Linked DNA regions of Mus musculus: region 1 is linked to region 2. A link is a loop called in an ENCODE intact Hi-C map of the cell type or tissue named here. Cell type or tissue: gastrocnemius. All regions are shown on one strand. Each heading gives the region's core, and the rest is flanking DNA. Links, peaks and the distances in the headings are about the cores only.

Region 1 (5,382 bases), core at 218-5,217, 200 kb before region 2:
AGGACAAGGTGGGCCTACGACCCTTCTGCAGAGAAGGACAAGGTGGACCTACGACCCTTCTGCAGAGAAGGACAAGGTGGGCCTACGACCCTTCTGCAGAGCCAGCTTTCCTGACCTTGTGCTTCTGGCACCTGTGTCTGTTCCAGCTGACTCTCAGTTTTAGCCATCACTTCCAGGAGGAGAGCTGTTTAGTATTTCTCAGGCTGTCCTTTTGTTCTGAGGTTGTGGCTTTGCTCTGGGAGTGGAGCTGTGACCCTTCTGCCGCTTGGGCTCAGGAGAGGAAGGGACAAGAGGTCTCTCCCCCTCCTTAACACACACACACACATAAAACACACACACTTGCAGCACACATGTCTGTGGGTATCTCTACATCTATGCAGCCATGGTATGCCAGGGCTTTTCAGCCATGCATGCAAACATTAAAAGAAATGTCAGAGGTAAATCTATCCTGTCTTCTGCCCTATGTGACTATTGTACATGTTTATGTGAGCATAACAATACATTCTTTTAATAAGCACAGCTCCCCAGAGCCCAGCATCAAGCTCTGTTTTAGGAGTGGCATTTTATAGATGTGGAGACAGACTCACGGGGATAGCGGGTGACCTGTCCAGAGACACGGAGCCAGTTCATGGCACAGCAAGGCTGGCTTCATCCTTTGTGGCTGGTGATGCATCTCCATCCCATCCCAAGAGCATAGTCAGCAGCGTAACAAGCTTGTTGTACAGTCAGCACAAGTGTGACACTCACATGTACTTCACATTCACGTGCTGTGCTTTAGCAAGTGACTGCGCCACCCCTGGGCAGACGCCAAGCGCTCTTGCAGGTATCCAACATCCAGGAGACATTCAGTAAACTCCACCACAACACAGGGACTGAACAGCTCTGTTCCTCAGGGAAGCCTGGACTTCATATTATTGTCAAAAGCCAGCTGCAAACCTCAACTCCCTTCCATAGGCTCTTTAGTTTGGTGCTCAGGATTTCTGTCTGACACAGCTGATGTCACAGTGAGTTCCCTGTTAAGTGAACTGGATGAATAGTTAGAGGCCCGTATAAGCTATGTCTGCTGGTAGGCACTGAAAAAAAGAAAGAAAAAGAGAGTATCCTAAAAGGTCAGTAGCCTGGGGGTCGGAGAGCAGCTGAAAGCAAAAGCAGGCTTACTGTAACCACAGCCCTGCTCTGCCAGAGGACTGTGCTGCAAACAGACTGAAGCCAGACAGACATGTGGGAAGGCTGCCTCCCTGTGACACCATGGTTCTCATGCACTGCTAAAGTTAACCACTGAGATCACCTCAGAAGGCCAGTGACAGAAGAAAGACTGGCATGCTCATCTTGTCAGCAAAGACCCAGGCCTCAGATACCCACATATCTGGAAAACGTCACAGGAGAAATCAGGCAAGGAACGATAGCCACAGGTACCCAGAGCCAATGCTTGCTGCTTTAGCATAGGCTTTGCATAGGTGAGCTTCGGTTTGACCCTCTCTTCTGGCCTCAATGGGCACCAGGCTCAAATGGTGCGAGTAAAACATTCCATACATACAAATAAAAAATAAAAATGACTCTTAAGAGAACTGGAAATCCTAATGCTATTCAAATGATCTACACAAACCCCCATGACAACAGGCTGGGCTAGAAACCAAAACCCAGGAAACAAGTGAAAATCTGGCTACCAATAGCACTAGGACTCTTGGGATTTTGGTAGCAATTGAGTTGTTCTATGCACGTTTGATTAAAATTGTGCTTCCACCTGGGCCAGTGCACTTCAGGCACAGACTCAGCCTTACATGCAGAGGGACCATTTCAATTGGAGACACGGCAGGAGGAAGGAGACGGGATGTCCAGACTCGGATCTGGGAAACAAGGGGCTTCAGAGATGGCTGGCCAGGAGGACGACAAGCACAGCCCTGAGCAGCCCTGCAAATGTGGGGTGCAATCAAGGGCTCCATGGGCACCTGCCCCACCTCTCTGCTCAGCAGCTGAGCCCTGGAAAGATGCTTACTATTTTCATTTCTAATAACAGTCCTTGTGATCTATCCATTTGTCCTGGGATTTGAACACTTTTTTCTAACTGATTGTTTTAAATTTCTAATTATTTTTAGTTAGCATACAAAATGAAGCGTATTCATTGTGACATTTTTATACACAGATTGTTGTAGTTTGCTTATATCCACCCTCTGCTAGCCCTCTTCCCCTCCCCCAATGATGCAAATCCTCTTCCTCCTCCTGTTTCCTTTATGCCTTCATGTTCTCAATCCATTATGAGAGGAAACATGAAACCTCTCTTGTCCCCTCTTAGTCTCTCTTGGTCCCCACCCTGGCTTTACCTCCCTCCTTCCTCTTCCTTGTAACTTCAGTGGACACTCGAAGCAAGCTCTTCAACTCCAGGTTGCTTTTACTTGAGAAGGGGGCAGTGGACAGGAGTCCTCTGTGATGTATGTATGTATGTATGTATGTATGTATGTATGTATGTACGTACGTATGTATGTATGTATGTGATGTACACACTGTCTAGAGTGTGGGAGTCGCCATAGGCTCACACACTTGAGTGCTTAGTCCTCAGTTGGTAGGGCTGTTTGGGGAGGCCATGGACCCTTTAGGAGGTGCAGCATTGCTAGAAGAAGTATGTCACCAGGGCAGGCCTTTTCAGGGTTTATACCTCCCCCGCTTCCTGCTGTTTCTCAGTTCCCTGTATACGGCTGAGAGGTTGCCAGCCAGCTTTCTGTTCTGCTGCCAGGCCATGCTGTCCTGGCCATGAAGGATTCTATTCCTCTGGGAACATAAAGCAAAATAAACCCTTTCTTCTGTAGGTTGTTTCTGTGCATTATCACAGCGACGAGAACGCAGCACATCAGGGAGTGGTCTGCTCTTTCCCTCCTGACTCCTCCAGCACACAGAGCTTATCAACCTGCTTTTCCATTGAACAAATATGATCTTCCGTGCCAAAAAGGCAAGATGGCAAGGTCACCTTTTGCTTTTTTGTTTGTTTGTTTTTTGTTTTTCGAGACAGGGTTTCTCTGTGTAGCCCTGACTGTCCTGGAACTCACTCTGTAGACCAGGCTGGCCTCGAACTCAGAAATCCGCCTGCCTCTGCCTCCCAAGGGCTGGGATTAAAAGCGTGCACCACCACACCCGGCCGGCAAGGTCACCTTTTAAATGAGATGTCATCTTACAACTTCTGCCTCTTCTCTGACTTTAGCAAGTCACAAAAGAAGGTAAGAGTCAGGACAGACATCTTCAGGAGGATTCAGTCAGAAAACAGTGCCTAGTGACCACAGAAGCACCAGGGCTCATGTCACAGGGATCCACGAGGCCTCTGTGACATCCCCAAATCAATAGCTGTTGGTCTTGTTCATGGTAGAACCATTGAGAGACCTACAGAAGGAAATGCATGACTAAGTGATTCCAGGAGACAAGAGGAGGGGCAGCATGACAAGCAAGCTTAGATTGTTAGAGAAGGATGTGCAGTCTTACGGACCTGGGATCAGCAAGGAAAGGCAAAAATGTTGACACAGAGGCAAGGGAGGTTACAGTGTAAAGCTTTTGCCTATTTATATTTTAAATGTATTTTCTGGTGACTAAGAAAATTAAAAATCAATGCAAGCACTCCATCAAATCTTGAAAGCCTGTGACTTGGGTGAGAAAAGCAAACAGCATGACGAGACACGCCCCTCCCCCCATCAGTAAGGGCACCGAGTCATGGGGTAAGTCCCCTTTATACTTAAGATGCAATCTCCCGTAGGAAATTTAAAACAATAACTTGAGACTTGGCAGTTTTATGATCCAAGCTATTGAGCTAGCTTCAAGATGCACTAATCCCTTGAGAAAAAGCCAGGACACAGTGGAAGGCAGCTCAAGAACGCACAGCATCATTTACTTGTACACGGCTATCTTAGAACTGTTTATTTGCCTTTGACACTTGAGGACAAGAGTAACCATTACACATTTTGGACAAGCTTGGAAAGCTAACTTATCTATTTTGTGGAAAAAATATGCCTCTGAAACTATCATGTTGTTGAGAAGGGAAACCCCCGAATTCTGGCTGTAACTAAGCCAAGCAGAAAGCCTCTGTTTCCAAGCAGAGTGGAAAATGACCGCTTACACGATTCAGGATTGCAGTTTATATAGAGTACAAGTGCTCATTACAGATGAACTATCGTACTTATCATCAGAGAGGGCAGAAGAACGGTGGACAGGAGTGGAGCCAACACCGCCCACTGCTGAGCCTCCCCATGGCTGAACACAGTTTCATTACAAAACCAAACAAAAAGCCAAACAGCAACATGCAGGCTGCAATCCTGCCATCACCGGGACAGTGGACCTTAGAAAGCATGCTTGAACTTCCTTCTAGCAGGCTGCAGGAAACTCTGTGGCTTGTGTTTATCCACCAAGGCCAAGGCCAGCTGTCTAGGTAGCATGTTTCCTGGTTAGGCATCCTGCTTAACCTAAGACTCAACTGGGGAATCTGTGGATCACCTGAGGGCATCAGAATTCACAGACACCTCCGACTGTACCTGCATCTTACTCTGGCAGGGTCCTGAACCCCTGGAATGGGCTTAAGCTGGGAGCCCACAAGGTAGCGTCCCAGCTCACTGCCTGGCCTAAAGCAGTGGCTTAGAACATGTCTGCCAAGCTGGTGAATCGTGTCAGATTTCTGAGCTAACCTGGACCCAGGCCTCACAGACTGGGATTCCTACCCAGTTAAATGATTCAGTATCGGTTGAATTATGATGTTAATTAGGAAGTGGCAACAGGAGACAACAGAGCCTGAAAGCATCAGCAGTTCTCATCCCAAATGTGAAAGGCTTAGGAGGGCTGTGTCTTCCATTCCTTCCCCATCTCCTCAGACATTTATAGTTAATTAATATTAATGGTGGAAGATCATTCCACTGTGATATGAAGTTATAAATTTGAAATCAGATTACAAGTCCACAAATGCCTCTGTAATTGTAGCTGCTTTGTTTTAGTAAAAACCTGAGTACTACTTGATGTTACGGGGTTCCCTGGTCAGTGGGCTCCCAATTAGTTCGCCAGTAGCAGCTGCTGGTAATAGGCAGAGGCTTCAGTCCCAGGAGCTAATGGCGCTGTGAGCACATGAACTTTGTCCTTTGGTTTAAATCTGTGACTTGGACAGCAGGTTGGCACAGAACTAGATCTTCAGTTAGAACTGAAATATAAATAAGCAGGCTTCTGGGAGACTCCCTTAGAACACTCAGAGTAACCCAGAGGAGAGGCCACAAAGTTGGAAGGCTCAGCAGCTCCCTGGAAGACACAACTAGCTACTCAGGCCTGGTACAACTGTGTAGTTCTGCTCCCTGCCTGCCTGAGGCCCTGCCCTGAAGCAGAAATACAGGCTGAGGCTCTGGGCACCAGAGACGAGCAAGCAAC
Region 2 (5,382 bases), core at 201-5,200:
GAAATGTCCTACCTTATGATTCAATCTTAGCTGTCAAATACTGGCAACAGTACATCTCTTAAGGAAATCAGCTTGTCTGTTTGTACACACCAAGAAAAAAAAAATCTCATTCTTAAGTGAGAAGAAACCAAAGTACAGAAAATAAAAGAAACCCAATCCGTGCCATCCTTGGTCCTCCACCCAGCCTGACAACGCAATCCATGCCAACCTCAGTTCTTCAGCTGTCGCTATAACAATCAAACCAACACTCCCTCATGCCGCCATGACAGTCAACATATCTCATTCATCTCTTCTCTGTCCGGTTCCATTTTCAATCCTGTTTATTGTCTTTCATGTTGAGAGACTACTTTCCAAACTATGGGGAGGGTAAGACTATCATGAAAGAAGCTTTTTGGTCAGGGTTAAATTCCCACTAAAGTAAAATTCCTTCACTGCTTGCTTTGTCATGGATAACATGGGAAAAGAATAACCAGATCTCATTTAGAGGAAAACCCACACACAGAACAGCCTAAGGCAATGTGTAAGGCAGAGAGAAACAAAGGCCAGACTTCCCACCAGAGACCCCACCAGGCCTCCAGTATCTGTTGCCATTCAGCCGGTGGGCGGGCACCTTTTACAGGAGGAAGATGGTGGGAGGGCTGACAGTTACAGGAGCAGGAGACTGGAGCTGTACCCTCCATTTCCAGCAGTAAAAGGGGGCTGACACGTCCACCTACTAAGACAGTGTGTGCAAGGATCAAATGCAGAGAAGAGCTCCAGGAGCAGAGGAGGGAGGTAACATAATCTAAACCCTGCATCACTCACTCTCCAGCAGCCTCCTTCAGAAGCTCCTCAGCTTCTACCCGAGAGCCAGCACACTGTGGTTCAATTAGCGGTGACACCGGACAATGATACTTTGTGGGAGAGCTTGTGTGTGCACAGGTACACAAACACACAGCACACAAACAACGTAATACTTATAGTATGGTAAGGAAAATTACAATGTACACAAACATGAATTCATTAAAAACCTGTTAACCCTCAGTGTGCTGAAAGACTGCATTTTCCGTACAAAATCACCTTTCAAGCTTTCCATTTAAAATTTCATTCCCAAAATATTGCCATGCACATAAAAATTACAATGATATAAAAGTATGATAAACAGTTGATGAACCTTGTTTATAGGATTTTGGAAAACCTAAACAATTTAAATGTAGAATTTTATCTAAAAATAAGGAGATATTTATGTACTTTAGCGCTTAAAATTTCTTCGAATTATGAACAAAATCTCCAGAGTTTAGGAAAGTAAGATAGCTTGTTTCGAGCTAACAATTATTTTGAGAGAGCAAAAGTTTCTTTCTCCAGCACCTGCAGAAACAGTGTTTACTGAGAAAGAATGACTTGTGTCTACAGACAGAGGGCTGTAATGGGCAGTTTTGGTGGAACACATCACAGCAGTGCAAGCCAGCTGCCACAAACCTGTCGTCTGGTTTTGACTTGGACTCATCTGATTTCTGAGAGCAGTCAGAGCTTGGAGAACAGCGGGGCATTTGCTTTGCTGACTACTGAGAGTCAATGGTGGCATGGGCTGGGCTCACAGGGTCCTCCGGCAGGATGCCTGAGAAAAGAGAGTTCTCATTCGTCTTGCAGGTGCCAGGATAAGGGCTGTCACATGGGACATTCCTTCTCTCTGTTTAAATACTGAGAGTAATTTTCATTTAAGAAGAACAGTACTATGAACCTCCTTCATTGAAAGAATGAGTTTTAGCAGAAAAGGACCTCCAGTTAACCTAGTGTAGCCGTAGTTACACTGAATGCAAATTTAAAATAAAAACAGAGTGTGGAATGGGGGGGAGGGGGCAGGGCTGAGGACAGCATTGACTTGTGCCAGCCTGGGCTTGACGGAAGCCTCTCTGTAGTCTGATCATGCAATGAAACTGATTTAGTGGTTTTTGTTATAATTAGTCACATTAATTAATGCTAAAAAACAATGTTAACAGTATATTATTTTCATCTAGTTAAATAAAGGATTATACACATTTGTGTAAATTACACAGCATTAAACATTTAAATAACTTGAAATGAAGCCATTACTGTCATTCAAACAAGTTTCCACAGCTAAAGGCTGAATGTTAAGTATGAACGGATTCAGTATTACAAGAATATGAATCCTTTATCTTTGAAGAAAAATGAGAGTTGATGACTTCTCCCTTGAAAAAAGTGGTTTGCAGTGGCATAGCGCCCTCCAGTGGCCAAGTGTTCAAAATGCAAGTCTCAGAGGCCACTGTTCCATTCTTTTCACACTGAACAAAGGGAGTAACATGAGCGCCTTTATTTATTTATTTATTTATTCATTTATTTATTTAATTTTTTTTTTTTAAAGATTTATTTATTTATTATATGGAAGTACATTGTAGCTGTCTTCAGACACTCCAGAAGAGGGCGTCAGATCTCGTTACGGATGGTTGTGAGCCACCATGTGGTTGCTGGGATTTGAACTCTGGACCTTCGGAAGAGCAGTCGGGTGCTCTTACCCACTGAGCCATCTCACCAGCCCTATTTATTTATTTTTAACACGAGTGCTTATCTCGTCACATTTATCATGTCATACTATCTTCCCACTGTTACTTTTCCCTCACAAAATTTAAACCTCTTTATTCAAATCTCATTTGTTCCTTCTAAGACAAGCTCTGAGGGACAGGAGACAGACAGAGCCTCACACGGGTTCAGGGCTTCAGGAGAAGCGAGTGGATCCCTCCAGTCCCAGGCCAGTGGCTGGCCTTCTGCAGTAGAAACTGACAACTGACTCCTAAACGTTCAAATTTAAACAAGATCATAAAAATCACGGGACACTCTTCTGTTACACAACCTGTGAGCATTGTAACAGCAAGTTAGGGTCATAAAGTATCCGGTACTCTCTTTCTGTGTGTCAACAGTTTTCTAGAGCCAAATAGTTTTCCTGAGGTGGCAGGAAGCAGCTCCCTCAAGCTAATACAAAATGCTTCTGATCCCGCCCCCCAAACATTGATCTTTCATAGTCAAAGGATCATACTTTCATTCACAATAAGAACCAAAATGAGTAAGGTTGTTATAACATTCCCAGTTTTCTACTCATAAAAAGCCATAAGGCATGAAAACACTGCCCCAGATCATAAATCAAACAGTTACTGAGTAGAATGAACTAGGCTGTTTTCAAGAGAATAATACAAATTAATGATTTTCCTCTTTTGTTTATGCAAAAAATATAAAGCTTTGAACATGTTGGAAAATAGTCAGTCTTGTCATAGGAACCAAGGATGCAGTGCTACAATGACAGCAACAGTTCAGGTCCAAACTCAGACCGCTCTGTGGCGAGCAGAAAGTCTTCATCTATGTACAAGGAACAATGGGTTCCCATCTCATGCCAACACTGAGGGTTCAATTTCACAATATAAGAGCTACATCTGGCCCTACCACCTCAAACATGCACAGAACATCTTCAAAGATGTCAGTTCTCTTCTCTGGCCCCTCTGACGACTGAAAATTGCAAAAGACCCATCGCACAGGGAGGGGCACTTGAGGTGGAGTTAGTGGACTGGGAAGCACTCAGCGGAACCAGTGAACCTCCTTACAGCGGCTTTCTATACAAGTCCAGCCCTTTACTGCCCCACACTGAAGAGCCGGGAGGTTGCGGTCTGTTTACTTCACTCACCGTACACAGAAGGGCCGCTGGCATGGGAGTGAGTCTGAGTGAGGCTGGCAGACAGGGCCTCGCTGACCTTGCAGGGACATCTGGAAAGTAAGGACACTGAAGAGGAGGAACGGTAGCGCAGCCCCACGGGATGCTCACAGGGAACAGGATGTGCTCAGGAATAAAAATGCCTCACTTAAGCCATCTCAATTACTTCACCTGCTTCTTCCTAGTTACGGGTTTAAAGCGGGATGACAGAAGACAGTAGGGGAGTCAAGCTTCCCAACCTTTGAGCAGGGGGAGCTGGGCATGAGTGTAACCTCAAAGGACACAGCACACGGAGGACACTGGAAAGGAGCCTCACACCCTGTATGACAATGATAAAGCAAATGAGCACCATGAGGTGAAAGTGACCTACACCGGACTCTGTCAAGCTTGTGGCAGGCAAGCAACCTCACAATGACCTCAACTGTAGGATGAAAAATGGCCTTCACGACTGTCATTACTTTGATTCTTTCCTTTTAATTAATATCTTAAATAATAGTAAAGGTACTATAAGACTTTCAAGTTTATCAAAAGGAGCCTAAGTTTTAAAATGTTGAAAGCATGCTTTTGTTTTTTAAGATGTAAATAGGCTTGAGAGAAATAAGAGGGTACCAGGAGAAGGGACTCATGGGACAACTTTTAAAATTTGGGCTTAAGGCTAATGGTCATGTCAATTAATATGCTAATGAATAAGGCTTCCAGAGTCTGGTCTGCTGCTTGCCAAGTTCTCTGATGAGTTAGTGGCAACAGCCATCCTGTGCCCCTTGCTGAGCCAGTATGCTAAACAATGTCCTAACTGCTTTCCAGAGGGAACACCACCACCCAAGGTATGGGAGACAGCCCAGAGGGAACACTGACAGACAGAAGGCTGTGTCCATCTGTCTTTGTGTCCCTCCAAAGATCCACTCTGAGGACTGCCTACCTTCAAGCAGAGAACCAAAGCCACCAGCAACCCCCAACCCCCCACCCCCACCCACCCCCGGTCAACAATGGGGAATGCTTTATCCAAAAGGCAAACGCTGCGAAAGAGAAGTAGAACTATCTAGCAAGAAATGACAGATGGGTCTAGACACATAAGGTAAAGGACAGACTCGGCTCTGGTGACTCTCTGAATATTCATAGAATCTATAAAAGTCCAATTCTTTCAGAACGCAGTCTGTTAGGAATGAATATGCAACTGTACCAAATAAAAACACTGGATTTCTCCAAAAGTACACAAGGAGGGAATTTTCCCACCTCCAAGTGCTGTCACACATCGCTGCTGGATAAAGGATTATCTGAAGTTCATATTGACTTGTGATTTATACTCTCTAACTCAGGGCTCAAGGATTTCTCCCCTCCCTTCAAATGGATTCCCTCTCGAAACATTTCACTCAGCACACAAGATGATGCATACTCCACAGATGTTTCTTTTCTAACTTAATTTTTTTTTATTAATTATGTGTGCAGTGTGTCTGTGTGCGCACCTGAGTGCAGTTGCCATGGAAGTCATTAGTGCAGGGGTTTTGAGCCATCTATAGCCATCCCTGACTCTGCAAAGCAAACTGGGTACCTCATGAAGCCTAGCTGATGGCCTTAGCTACTAAGCCACCTCCCCAGTCTTTCAGGAGATGTCTCATAGGTGTGCTGTTGGAGCTAGCTAACTCTGAGATCAAAATGATCAGGCATACTGGGTCCTACATAGGGGA

Evidence for each region. Hi-C counts contacts between places; a loop is a spot of excess contacts. Peaks named below come from ENCODE experiments on the same cell type or tissue, not always from the same donor. Only the 100,000 strongest peaks of a DNase experiment are listed, where the experiment ranks them.
Region 1: a loop joins it to region 2, with 2.4 times the contacts of the local background. A loop is called at or near these places in 2 of 42 quality-filtered maps.

Annotation. Positions count from the first base shown.
Region 1 is chr17:30,257,460-30,262,841 of GRCm38, forward strand. The region is part of intron 9 of Btbd9 (BTB (POZ) domain containing 9); the gene reads right to left. Among named protein-coding and RNA genes, the nearest start is that of Zfand3, 260 kb to the left of the region's middle. In gastrocnemius, for the core only: a CTCF peak has its summit at 1,242; a DNase peak (open chromatin) is centred at 2,703; H3K27ac peaks cover 2,508 bases.
Region 2 is chr17:30,452,821-30,458,202 of GRCm38, forward strand. The region is part of intron 6 of Btbd9 (BTB (POZ) domain containing 9); the gene reads right to left. Among named protein-coding and RNA genes, the nearest start is that of Btbd9, 120 kb to the right of the region's middle. In gastrocnemius, for the core only: a CTCF peak has its summit at 2,228 (motif pointing left); DNase peaks (open chromatin) are centred at 1,522 and 2,226.